Linked DNA regions of Homo sapiens: regions 2 and 3 are each linked to region 1. A link is a contact called in ENCODE Hi-C or POLR2A ChIA-PET data. All regions are on one chromosome and are shown on one strand. Each heading gives the region's core, a stretch centred on a gene start or an enhancer-like site at or near the end of the contact. The rest is flanking DNA. Distances are from core to core; before and after follow the strand shown.

Region 1 (4,455 bases), core at 1,328-3,827:
TTTGTTCTGACCAGTGTCCTGAGGATCTTCCCCCATGTTTTCTTGTAGTAGTTCCATAGTTTGAGGTTTTAAATTTAAGTCTTTAATCTATTTTGATTTTATTTTTGTATATGGCAAAAGATAGGGGTCTAGTTTCATTTTTCTGCATATGGATATCCAATTTTCCCAGCACCATTTATTGAAAAGACTGTCTTCCCTGTTTATGTTCTTGATACCTTTGTCAAAAATGAGTTCTCTGTGGGTGTGTGGATTTGTTTCTGGGTTCTCTATTCAGTTCCATTGGTTTATTTGTCTGGTTTTATGCCAGTACCATGCTGTTTTAGTTACAATAGCTCTGTGGAATAATTTGAAGTCAGGCAACGTGATTCCTCTAGTTTTTATTCTTTTTGCTCAGGATAGTTTTGTGATTCCATATATGTTTTAGGATTGTTTTTTCTATTTCTGTAAAGAATGTCATTGGTATTTTGATAGAGATTGCATTGAATCTGTAGATTGCTTTGAGTTTCCTAAGGGATTAAAAAAAAAGTAGAACTAATAATTTATTTTTGCAGTGTTGCAGGATATAATTAAATTATAATTCCATATGTTAGCAATGAACAATTAATTAACAATGAAAATGTCAAAATAGTAATTGTAGCATAAAAATTCAGCTACTTAAGGATAAATTTAATGAAAGATATGAAAGACTGGAAACTATATAATGTTGATGAGAGAAATTAAAGACCTAAATAAATTAAGAGATATAACATGTTTATGAATTAGAAGACTCAACATTAAGATGTCACTTCTCCCAAACTGACCAATCCTAAATAAAATCCCAGCAAGCTTTTATCTTGGACAAAATAATTTTAAAATTTATATGAAAAGGCAAAGGACCTAGGATAGCCAAAGCAATATTGAAAAAGTAGAGCAAATTTGGAATATTTACCCTACTTCACCACAAGACTGACTATATAACTACACTAATCAACACAGTGTGGTATGGATGAAAGGATGGGTTAAAAGACAAATGGAACAAAATAGAGTCCATGCATAGACCCAAGATATATGGGAAAGTGATTTTTGACAAGGGTGCCAAAGAAATTCAGTAGTGAAGGAAAATCTTTTCAACAAATGGTACAGAAACAACTAGATATTAATTTGAAAAAAAACTTTGTTCTTACCTCTAATAATATAGAAAAATCAGTTCAATATGGGTCATTGATCTAAATGCAAACACTAAAGTGATAAAATTACTAGAAAAAAACAGAGTATTTTTGTAACCTTGAGGTAGCAAAGACTTCTTAAAGAAATCATGGAAAGTACAGGCCATAAAAGCAAAACTTGATTAACTGGGTTTCAATAAAATAAAATCTTTCTGCTTATCAAAGACACTGTTAAAACAAATGAATAGGCAAGCCACAGATTTGCCAACACATCTCTGACAAAAGACTTCCATTCGGAATACATAGAGAAATTCTTGCAACTCAACAATAAAAAGACAAACAATGTAATTAAAAATTGCAAAACAACTTGGATAGAAATATCATTAAAGAAGATATACAAGTGGCCAATACACACAGGAAAAAGTTTTAAACACCAACTACTAGATATCAGGGAAATGCAAATTAAAATTATAGTTAGTGACCACTAGATATCAACTAGAAGTTGGTTAAAGTGAAAAAAACTGATGACACTAAAAGTGGGAGAGGATGTGGAGGAACTGGAACTCTTATGCATTGTTGGTGAGAGTGTCAAATGGTATAACCAGTTTGGAAAACTAATACTTCCTTTAAAAGTTAAAAATACACTTACCTATAGCCAGCATTTCTATTCCTAGGTATTTACATGAGAGAAATGAAAATATATTTCCACAAAAATCCTTGTATAAGAATGTTCATAGCAGTTTCATTCGTAAAAATCGAAAACTGGCAAACGGCCCAGTTGTCCATGAGTGAGGAATGGATAAAGACACTGTGGTTTAGTCATGCAACAGGATACCAAGCAGTGTAACAGAATGAACAACTAATACCATCATGGATGAATCTCAGACATATGATGAGTGACATAAGCTGCATATGAAAATGTGCATACGATGGGATCCATTTATAAGAAAATCCAAACTAGGAAAAACTAACCTACGATGACAGAAATAAAACCAGTGGTTGATTCTGGGGATAGGAGATTGCCTGGGAAGTGTGAGAAATGTCCTGTGGCTTTATGTGTATTCATCAAAACTGTTTGATCAGAACACTTAAGACCTGAGCACTGGACTTTATATAAATTATACTTTAATAAAAAATGTGAGATAAAAGTCATTTCTTTCACTGGACTTCAAATCACAATTAACAAATTTGAAGTTGCTACACTTAATATAACCGATGATGTAACTATCATAGTATGATGGACAAGTGCTAGGATAAAACTATTAGAAGCCTAATTCGAAATATTGAATGAAGGCTACATGCTTTAAAGAAATCTATCCTCCAGAAGCACCTGTTCTTGAACCAAAATCTGCCCATTCAGCCTAAGCTTTCAGGGAAGTCAGGGCAGGTAAGGATTGGGCCCCTGCCTGCCTCGTGACACGTGGGCAGGGTGTCCGTCTTGGCTGTGGGGCAGCGGTCACAGCCATAGCCACGGATACGAGCCTTAATGGTATCTGTTAATTATCTGCTTCTAAATCTGGAGTTTATGAAATGCTCTTCACTAGACTTCAAAAGCTGGGAGTCATCCCGGTTATCTATTCAAGAGCCCAGCTTATCCCTCTCTCTCAGTCTGTGACATCAAAGACTTAGTTTCATTGCAAAATTGTCTGGCACGATGGCATCAGGTCGGCTCCCCTTTGAAAGGGTTTGGAACACAGTGATGAGTCAGAGCTCCTCCGAGGAGCACCTGACCCACCCGCTCTCCTCCGCGTGGGCTTGGCCCAGGGAGACCCGGCCAGAGGCCTCGCTGATGTGGACGTGGGATTCATTTGGCTTGGCTCTGCTAGGATTTGGAGCAAAGCTCTCCTGCTTGCCTATAGGGAGAAAACCTCTCAATCTAGGCCTGGGAGGGTAGGGTTTATTTGCTTGCTTTTAAAATTTTATTTATTTATTTATTTTTGGTCACTGGTAATAATTTTTGGGGGTGGCGGGGGGGATGAAACTATACGCCTTTCTTAAACTGCCGGAGCATGACCAGGAAGGGTCAGCTTTGATTCTGGTCTCTCTTTTCACCCTTTTATTTGAATGCCATGAGGACATTTCCCTATCAGGTTGTTAGGTGAGAATCTATTTCTGTTTTTTCTGCTTTCCTTGTTTTCTTTGCTAGAATACATTTTGTCCTCCTAAAGTAATACAAATGTTAATGTGTATACAGGTTTTTTGAACTAAGGATATTAGTTGAATTTATTTGCTGACAAAAATAATGAAAGGTCGCTTCCCAATTGTTTCTGTACTCCCTGGTAATTTTGGAAGTTAAAATGCTGTGTTGTCACTTCCCAGGCTAACAAGTCTCATCTCACTAAATCATGCCACAGATGCGAAGTTTCAGTTTAATTTGAATCCTGGTACTGTGCTTATGGAGGTAAATGAAGACCCTGGCTTTGTAAATCTTCTTTGTTTTTCCACTTTTATTTTTAAGTGTAGCTAGATACAAAGTTTACGTCCATTTAGCTGACCTTTTCAACAGTAAGAGCTATTTTATAAGGCAGCAGAAGTGAAAGTTATCAGTGCGGCTGGGTAATGTAAAGTATTTATGAATGAATGTGCAAAAAACAATCTGGGGGTGTAAAATGTGGGGCTGGGCTCGAGCAGACCCGCTTGTGACTTGAGCCCTTCTTTGCAGTAAAGCATAATTCATGCTGCTGTTAGCCCTTAAAACAGGAAATAATATACCCATTTAACTTAATCACAATTTATATTACATGTGCATATTTCTAAACAAATGTTGTAGATGGAGAGTTTGGTAGCAATAATATTTATGAATTACACTTTTAGTTAGCAAAGGAAATGTGTGACCTCTTACATTTGGTTTGACATTTGAATTTGGTGTTCAGTGTATTTGACAGGAGTGATGGATTCTCATTAGCTCAATGTATAAACAGGAAATGCTTCCTCGGTGAATAGTTATTAATGTAGGACATCCCTGAATTTGAATTTTCAGTTGCTTATTCTGGTCCAGACTGTGACATTTATTTAATTTCTTTCTTAAAAAAAAAAAAAAGAAATGCATGGCATTAATTTTGTGTGTAGCAAACCTGAACAACATATGAATGTCAAGCTCTGAAAAACAGAAAATTGTTCACGAGTGGGGTGGCAGGCGAGGCTGTTGAAGGCTTAGACGAAGGGAGCAGCCCTGGCCGCAGACAGCCCCCATGTGGACTCGCAGTTGCTTGCCTTAATTTCTAACTAAGATAACCTACAGGAATTAGAACATGACGTGGGGGCAGATTTGAGTAAGCTCATACTTAACCTTTACCCGCAGCAGGATTAA
Region 2 (4,079 bases), core at 626-3,125, 45 kb after region 1:
GGTGTGGCCCACTTGAGTGCTCCTGCCATGGACTGCCCTCTGCTAGCCTCATCTGTGCTGGGCATGGGCCGGGCTGTGACTGGTCCGTCCGTCCGTCCGTCCGTCCGTCCGTCCATCCATCCATCCATCCATCCATCCATCCATCCATCCATCCCCTCCCTGCCTTTTCTGCCTTCCCTGCCTGCAAGCTGTCCCAGAGCACATGGATTACAGAAGGTACCAATGGGGCTTCCCTGCAGCCAGCCCTGTGGGGACCCACGGATTGTGGCCAGGATGACCCTTTTATTCTTGACCTGATGGTCCCCATGTGTGACAGTATCCTTGCCTTCTCTTTGGACATCACACTCTGGAAGGCTCTCGGTGCAGGCAGCTAGGGACAGCCTTGCCTTTGTTTATAGGTTAGTTCCCAATCATGGTGGTTTAGATAAAAACAAAAGAGAATGATGCCCTTTGGCCTTGCTGCTGGCTGCCAGGTGTGTGTGGCTTGCAGAGCATTTCTACACCTATGGTGGTATTGAGGACTGCTTTGCTGACGGATATTGGAGGGTCATCTGGAACAATGGCCAGGGCTTGTGTCACACTGACCACAACAGTCTGAACACCAAGGAGGCAGGATGTGAGGGCGGGCAAGGGTTGAGGCCTCAGTGTCAAACAGACCAGCGCCGACTCTAGATTGTACCGTTTTCTTCTTGTGTGACCTTGAGCAAGTTGCTTAGGCGCAGTGCCTTTACCTGTGAAATAGCAGTAGTGATGACGATGATGACGATGACGAAGACGACAGGCACTCACAATGTGGAGCACGTAAGCCCAACCAAGGACCTGGATTGTGCAGGGAAAGCAGCCCCTACATGGTGCAAGTGGTGGTCAGGATTCTAGTGTCGCCCTGGTAGCAGTGGGTCCTCTCAGCTCTCTCCCTCCAGCAGCCTGGGAGGCCGATGATGCTGACCCCACAGGACAGGTTCCTCCACTAGGCAGGCCCTGCATCTGCCCAGAGCCTCTTCTGCACGGGAGCCACATGGAGATCGTGTTAAAGCCTCGGCGTCCATTGTTCAATCAATCAGGCTAATCTGCCTGCCCCTCGATAAGGGGAGGGATCGGGTTTCAGGGAGATTTTCCCTGGATTACTTCTAGTAGCCGCTCAGTCTAGACAGGCCTCTCAGTTACAGGGGTGCAGACAAAGGCGAGGAGCGGGAATGCCTGGCCACGAGGTGGCCCAGGGCCCTGCCGGATGCCTCCTCTCCCTCCTTCCCTCCCTCCACTGCCCTCCTCTCTCCTGGGGGGCCAGGGCAGGGAAGACACCAACCTACTGACCTGGGGGCCCTGGTCAATCCAGGTGAAGGTGCTGAGCCCTGATGGTGTGCCCAGGCTGGACACTGAGGAGCAATCATAATACATTGAGCTGATGTCTAGGGAGCGCTTCACCCTGTGCCTGGCATGGCGAAGAGACCCACGTGGGCTTTATCCTTCTCAATTCCTGTGGCGCTCTCATGAGGAAGCCACTCATGATGTGTGCATTTAAAGATGAGAACAGTTAGGTGCAGGGAACGTGGGGTGGGGATTGGCTGGTGAAAGGATCGTCCCAGTGCTGACGGGACAGGCAGGGAGGTGTATGTTGACCTCCACCATCTCTGGAATTGAGGTGGAGGCCAAAACATTTCTGATGTGTCACTCTTCAGCCCACTTTTCCTGCCACAAGAGGACCCCGACGGCTCTGAAGCCTTGGGCGGTGTGGCCTGCATGGCCTGCCTGCACATCTGTGTTCTGGGTTCCTAGCCTGGCTTTGCTACTCCCTTGCCCTGTGATCTGGGCAAGTCACTTCTGGACATCAGTGTGCTCATCTGTAAAACGGGCATGACATTTACCCTGTCTGGCAATAGGAGCCCTGTGTGAGTCACCAGAGAGAACGTGTGGGAAATAAGTAGTTTTGGAAACCACGAAGTGCTGTGCCAGTGATAGTTACCAGCTCCTAGTACGCTGTCTGCCAGCCCTGGCTGGGGCTGAATGAATGAATGTGAATAACCTTCCTTCTAAAATAGGGTTGGGGTGTCTCGTCTGTTCCCCTTTTCCATATCCCCAACTTGTCCTAACCCTGGGGAATGTGGGGAGCAGCCCTGGAGGCCAGGTGATCTCAATGGTCTCACTCCAAGGCCACAAGGGAGAGCTGCATATGTGGCCTGTCTCTCCAGGTTTTCTGGAAGATGAGTGGGGGATGCTCCCTGGCCCTCACTGGCATCTGAGGTCATGCAGGTGCAGCCCTTGCCACTAAGCTATTGCAGTGTCCAGGCGGGCTGTCAGTGCAGGACAGGCTTGAATGCAGGGACTGCCTTCTCAGGCTTTTGGAACAGCTTGGAGAGGGGCCTTGAGAAAACATCCTTCAGGGCTGGAATGTGAACTTTGGTCATGTATATGTGTGCATGCGAGAGAGGACGAGGAGACAGAGGAGACACGTGGCTCTTCATTTTCTGACTCATCTATCCTGGATTTTAAACAGGATCTAGTATAATTCCACATTACTTTCTTGTTCTCCGTGCCCTCTACAAAGTGAAACACTTGATTCAAGAGAACGAGGCATCGCTCATTTAATGGATTAGCTTTTCCCAGAGCAGCAAACCCAAAAACCATATGAGAACAAAAAACGATAATAGCAATAGTAAAACTGACAAGTTCATGAGACCCTGAGGCATTGCTCCTCTGTACCCAGTGTCTTCTATCTCCAAGTCTTCTTTGTTTCAAGGGCGTCAAATCAGAAATTAACCTTGTACATGAACCTGGGGAGGGCAGAGGCTGCACAGAGATGGCCTTGGGTGGTGGCTGAAATGGTTCTGCACACCCCTTCTCTTGTACTATACACTTATTTAGCCTGTACACTGTGCTCTTTGGATCAGAGGGGGCTTAGCAAGGAATGGGCAGGAGGAGGGGGTCTCTTTATCAGTGAACACGGGAGCAGCATGAGAAGTTCAAAGAATTTTGAGACCTGACTCCACTTGCCAGCTGTGTGTCTTAGGAAGTCAGTTAACCTCTCTGAGTCTCTGCTTCCTCATCTGTGAAATGTGAGAGGGACAGGACTGAAGCTGTAAGGCCATTGTGAAGATTTGTCTAAGATGGCAGGCCTGATAGGGCTTTGTGCTGGGAGGCGAGCCCTTCGGAAGGACTGAGCATGGGAGCTGTTGGCAGGGCTGTGAATCTGCAGGCAAAGCCTTTGCTGTGGGCTCTTTGGGTGTTTGACTTGCCTGTTTAATCGGCCTTGGGTACCTTGACTCATTTCCATTTTTATAAATGCATTAAAAATGCCACTGGGCTCAGAACAAACGCCAATTTAACCTAAGCATAGCTTACTCTTTGTAATGGTGAGTCTTGAATCTCCACCAAGCCAGGCATGGCTGCTTCCAGCAAGAGGAGCAGGATTATAATAAAATCAGTATGTGTTCATAGACATTAAGTGTGTTATTAGCATCTTTGAATTGGATGAAAGCTAATCTTTTCCACATTCAATGAACAAACATGAATGATGTCAGTGAGAGAGAGGAGGAAACCATGCCCGTGGGCAGAAACCAGTGACATGCAATGAAGAGGAGGAAATGGAAGCAGCTCTGCCACCTCCTTGCTGTAGAACCTCGAGTGAATCACTTGACACCTCTGGTCCTCAGTTTCCTTAATCTGTCAAATGAGAGAATTCTTGGTTTATCTATCCACTGGGATGAAGACCTTGTGAAAATATATACTGAAAAGATGTTTAAAAAGTATAAATCATATACAATTGTATAGGGTTGTTATTGATGGAAGGACATGGTGGTGTATGGATAGTCATTGGCAACAGATGACTTGTAAAATTCTGTAGTTAGATTTTAGGTGCCTGAAGTGAATGAGTGAGTTGAAAAATATGCCAGGCAAGACAGCTGTTTACATTTCTAGGAACGCATACTCTGTGGTTTTTCCAATTACACATCTTTTACTTAAATAGAACAGGATATTACAAAATTTAACCTGTTCTTGTTGCCCTTACCATTAAAAACATTGTCAACAGTTGAGAGCTCTTAGGGGCCAAGCACTGACTATGTACTTTGACTGTATTATCTAAT
Region 3 (4,559 bases), core at 790-3,289, 54 kb before region 1:
GGGAAGTGGCCAGTTTTTGGAGACCTCCTGGTGGGAGGACTGGGAAAATAACTACTTTTGCACCAACCTAGTAAGTATTCCAACCTCATTCTCTCCCCTTCCTTTGGTCTCCTGCTGGTGCTGCAAGGCAGCCCACTGATGCAGTTCATATAGAGCCACCTCCTGGGGCCCAGAGGGTGGATCGTGGCCCTGCAGGGGCAAGTGGAAGATATCTGATAGAGGGTGGGTCTTGTCAGATGTTTTTCCGTGCATTTACGTATGTGTCTATGAATCCAGAGACAGTATGTGGTTTTGTTTTCATTGCTTGTTTGATATCCATGGGATCATACAGCATGCTTCATTCACAACTGTGGCTCTTACTCGTCAGTGCCCCAGTGTTCTTCCTGTGCCAGTACATCAAGATCAGCCTTGTTCTGTTCTTGTGGCTGTTGCTGTTCCACAGTGTGAACATGATGTAGTTCATTTTGCCATTCCCTCTTGGCAGAACTTAAGTTGCTTCCTTCTTGAGAACTTGTTGTCTTCCCTCTGGGAGCTCTCTTGCCATCTTGGGAACATCTGGGAAGGAAGTTGCCATATGCAATATATCGTTTGCTCCCATGGAGTCTCATGCATGGCTGAAAGCTTTTTTTTTTTATTGTATATATTCTTTATCTGTCCAAACAGCCCTGATTTTTGGCAGCTGGGACTGGTAGGAAGAGAGTCAGGTGGGGAAGACAATGAGGACTAGATCAGGCACTGGAAGACTTGGGTTTGAGTTTGAGCTTTGCCACATTGTCACTTGTGACCTTGGGCAAGTCCCTTCGCCTCTCTGAACCCCAATTTTTCACCTGCAAACTGAAGATGATACTCATGCTTTCTCTGCTTGCCTTCCTGGATCCTTGTAAGGGTACCCTGAGACAAAGGATGAGAAAGTGCTTTGTGAAAATCTGCACAGATGCAGATATTCCTTCTACGCTCTGACTTGAAGTCTGGCCAGGAGACGAAGGCTTTTTGTTGTTGTTGTTTTTCTTTTTGCATGCTCCCAGCATAATCAAAGAAGTTGTTTGTTTGGTTTGGTTTTTTTGGTCTGAGTCAGAAGCCAGTAACAGTTTCAAAGTGCAAGGCTGGTGCTCCTCTCCTCCAAGCCCCTCTCTGCAGTGATGACAATGGGAGTGTTGCCAGGAAGCATACTGTCTCTCTGCCCCACCACCCCTGTGCCCTGACCCCCAGCTGTGGCCAGGCTCAGCTTCCTCGAGCGACAGGGCTACCCCAGACTAAGGACAATCTGACTCTGAACTTTTGGGCAATCTTTTCCATGGGCTAATTTGCTATAGGATTGCTCGTTTTTCCTGGAAGACCGAGTGGCTCTTAGGAGTGGATTTTTTTGTCCACACTTAGAAGACCAGCAAATGGTCTTTCCCTCTTCTGTACTCTGAATCAGAGAGGCAGTGTGTGCCAATGTCACCACCCCACAGACAAGATGACCAGCTAGGGAAGGGGTCTGTCTGTGTTCCTCACTTGTTCTGAATGCTCAGAACTCACCTTCTCCAGAAAGCTTCCTCTTGTAATGAACCACAGCTGATGTTTCTTGAGCACTTACTCTCTTCCAGGCATCATGCTAAGTGTTCTCCATGTACCATTTTGTTTAGTCCTCACCATAATCTTATTGCTGTCATCTCCGTTTTGTAGGTGAGAAAACCTAGGCCCAGAGGGTTTAAGCCACTTGACTGAGGTCACACAGTTAAAGGCAATTAGCATTCAAACCCCAGGCTCTCTAGAGGTGGCCCATGTCCTTGGACACTAAGTTCTATGCCCTCCTGGCTCACCCTGCCCTTCCCGATGTCACTCTGCCCTTGGTTGGGTTTTCTGTGTGATGACTCATAATATTTCTTACCCACATGTGCCTTATGCCCTAAAAGATAGTGAATGTATTTTCTGCTCTTTTCTCCCTCCCCAGAGTGACTGGGAAAGAGTTATGTATATAGCAGGAGCTTAGTGAATGCCAATTTCTTGTGAAAATCCCACTGGGGGTGCTGTTGGCAGGCCCAGCACACCAGGAAGGCAGCATTGGCCCTTTATGGAAGTTATCAGGAAGATGAATAAGGCTTGAAACGCGAGCCCCTGGCAGGCTGACTCAGACCCCACAGAATGGCTGGCCCTGGCCTTTGAAGAGCTGAGAGCTGTTTACATCCTACTAATGGACCTCGCTGGCTGCAAGCAGTCAATGTGGCTATATAAATACTCCAGCCTGGGGCCATGGAGTGAGTGAGGACATGAATGCGAGGAGAAACCCCCTCCTCAGCCTCATCTCCTCCTCAGTGAGGGATCCCTGGGCAGGAGAAGCCATGGGGACAGGAGGACTCTAATTTAGCAGGAAGCCCCACACGGCAGGCCTGTGCGTGGTAACAGAATGGTGTCTAGTTGATGATGTGGTATGTAGACGTTTCTCCCCACGTGAAGTTCTTTGCATAAATAAATGGTGACCAGCTGTTAGTCTTCCTATTAGCATGAACATCCATCACAGCTTGTTTCAAATCTAAGTCTGGGAGGGAGAAGCTTAGACTCCCATGAAAGGCAAATGTTACAATGGTAATCCAGCCCAGTCTGGCACACATCTGCTTAGAGAAACTCGCAAACTGGAAATGTTGGCTGGGATCTATATGGGGGGTTGGGCATGGGGTCTGATGTTCTCTGTAAGTGTCCCCACCCAGGGAGCTGCATTTTTGTCAGCAGGGAAGACGTGATGAGATCAGGCTCCCATTGGGGCCTGTCAACATGGTGCCGATGGCTGCTGTACTCTCCAGGGTGCCCTTCCCTATCTCCCACCAGTGACCCTGGCCCACAGCAGACCTTGAGAAGGTACAGGTAGGCTGGGAAGGGAAAGGTCTCCTCCCTTAGGGCTCAGACCCTGGCCTGCATGTTGTGGTCATGGACCACAGGCTGTTTGAGATGCCCTCTTCAGGGGTAGCTAGTGATAGGGCAGAATGTCACCATCGGTCCTATGGTGAGTTTTCTGGTGCCATTCTCTGTCTGTCCCACCAGTCTCTGAGAGGGAGGCAGGAGCCTGCCCTGCCTGCCCCATCCACACCTCCCCAACCAGGGAACCCCATCACTCCCTCTATTCATTGTGGATGATGGTAATTATTTTTAATATCTCTCCCTGGGAACTCAGTCATTCACCCACCCATTCTACAAACATTTATTTTGTACCTGTAGCGTACCAGGTACTAGGAATACATGGGTGAGCAGGACAGACATGGTGCCCATTTTACTGGAGCTGTTTCATTAGAGTGGGAAGGATAGTCAGATAAAGCACAAAGAGACTAAAAGACAATGGCAAGTTGTGAAGAGTGCTATTAAACAAATGGGATAGAGGGACCTAGTCTGGATACAGTGGCTTCTCTTGGGAGGTAACTCTTGAGCTGAGGCGTAAAGACTGGGATGGAACCCAGTAAGTGAGGAGCAGTGCAGATGAGGGACTAGCATGCTGCAGAGGCTCTGGGGTAGGGGCAGAGCTTGGTTTCCTTGTGGAATTAAAAACCATCAGTGTGGCTAGAGTGTGGTGAGTGAGGGCCAGCTAAGAGCAGCTCCTGGTGGAATTGCAGGCCGTGTGCCAGTCTTGTGGTTGTAGGAGCTTTGCAGGGGCCGATAAGGCCAGCAGGGTTTTATGGAGTTTGGGGGTGGGTGTACCGTGAGTGAATCGCTTTATGTGCATTGGTATAAAAGCATTTTTTGGGGGCCTAGTGCTTGCCAGACAGGGTGTTGAGGCAGATTAAATTTAGCTTGAATTTCCTCTTGAAAGCAAAGAGCCCACAGAGGTCTTTAATTTGGGATGACATGATGAGGCATGGAGGCAGAGCAGCAGTGGTCCTGGTTTCTGTGAGTTCTCTGCAAAATGGTTTCCCAGATACCGACACACTCTTCTCTCTCCCTGTCAGCCTGGGGCTCCGGCTTATATGAGTGCTTGCTGCGGATGTGACCAGTGGTCTGCACACAGTAGGTGCACAGTGCACTGGGACTCCGTGCAGTGCGAGCTAAGGAGACCCTGTCCTTGGGAGGAGGCCTCAGCCCAAATTGCAGATGGGGAAGGGGAAAACAGCACTTCCTCAAGCTATAGAGCATTTGGGTGCTTACTGCTTCCCCTGTCTGCACATGGAGAAACTGAGACCTGGAGAGAAAGTCACAAAGTTCATGACTAGCTGATAATTGTGTTTTCCATTTTGTGTTAGAAAAGTACTAAAGAAATCGATAGCTCAAATAGCTACTGTTAGTGCTGTTAAGATGCCTGGGCATTCCTAAGAGTACCCAGCAGCTGTGTCCTGGAGAACCCTCTGTGTATCCAGTGCCCTTTATTCCTAAGAAATGAAGTCATCTCTGGCCTGAGAGGCTCTGCATCCTTATATTTTAGGAAGGATGATTTCTATTCTTAGTCTTCTCGCTTTCCCTGCAGAGTGATAGAGTGTTTACAACTATTACCCACACTCGCCTCTGTTTAGCCCTGTAAAGAACATCCTCAGCACTTACTCCGCATTAGGATTTGAGCTTTAAATGGAAGACAGCAGGGTGTGGTGGGAAGGCTG

What was found. A loop is a pair of places that touch in the nucleus more often than their neighbours do. ChIA-PET counts read pairs that join two places held with the same protein, here RNA polymerase II (POLR2A). Pooled maps may share reads with other maps.
Region 2: a loop to region 1 is called in a map of IMR-90, with 2.6 times the contacts of the local background. The contact joins two enhancer-like sites. A Hi-C loop is called at or near these places in 6 of 168 maps with a recorded cell type or tissue (Caco-2, HepG2, IMR-90 and 3 more) and 1 of 50 pooled maps. POLR2A ChIA-PET finds 5 or more read pairs at or near these places in 6 of 52 experiments (AG04450, Caco-2, HepG2 and 3 more).
Region 3: a map of IMR-90 shows a loop between it and region 1 (4-fold over the local background). The contact joins two enhancer-like sites. A Hi-C loop is called at or near these places in 6 of 168 maps with a recorded cell type or tissue (CD8-positive, alpha-beta T cell, IMR-90, ascending aorta and 3 more) and 5 of 50 pooled maps. POLR2A ChIA-PET finds 5 or more read pairs at or near these places in 4 of 52 experiments (AG04450, HepG2, K562 and 1 more).

What each region holds. Positions count from the first base shown.
Region 1 is chr5:135,260,639-135,265,093 of GRCh38, forward strand. The region is part of intron 3 of PITX1-AS1 (PITX1 antisense RNA 1); the gene reads left to right. Among named protein-coding and RNA genes, the nearest start is that of LINC02900, 15 kb to the left of the region's middle. Within about 2 kb of position 2,578, at least 5 of the 41 ENCODE cell types and tissues checked have a DNase peak (open chromatin) inside an H3K27ac peak, as active enhancers do; they include IMR-90, where a contact is called at or near this core.
Region 2 is chr5:135,306,601-135,310,679 of GRCh38, forward strand. All of the region lies in intron 3 of PITX1-AS1 (PITX1 antisense RNA 1), which reads left to right. Among named protein-coding and RNA genes, the nearest start is that of LINC02900, 60 kb to the left of the region's middle. Within about 2 kb of position 1,876, at least 2 of the 41 ENCODE cell types and tissues checked have a DNase peak (open chromatin) inside an H3K27ac peak, as active enhancers do; they include IMR-90, where a contact is called at or near this core.
Region 3 is chr5:135,206,917-135,211,475 of GRCh38, forward strand. All of the region lies in intron 3 of PITX1-AS1 (PITX1 antisense RNA 1), which reads left to right. Among named protein-coding and RNA genes, the nearest start is that of LINC02900, 39 kb to the right of the region's middle. Within about 2 kb of position 2,040, at least 13 of the 41 ENCODE cell types and tissues checked have a DNase peak (open chromatin) inside an H3K27ac peak, as active enhancers do; they include IMR-90, where a contact is called at or near this core.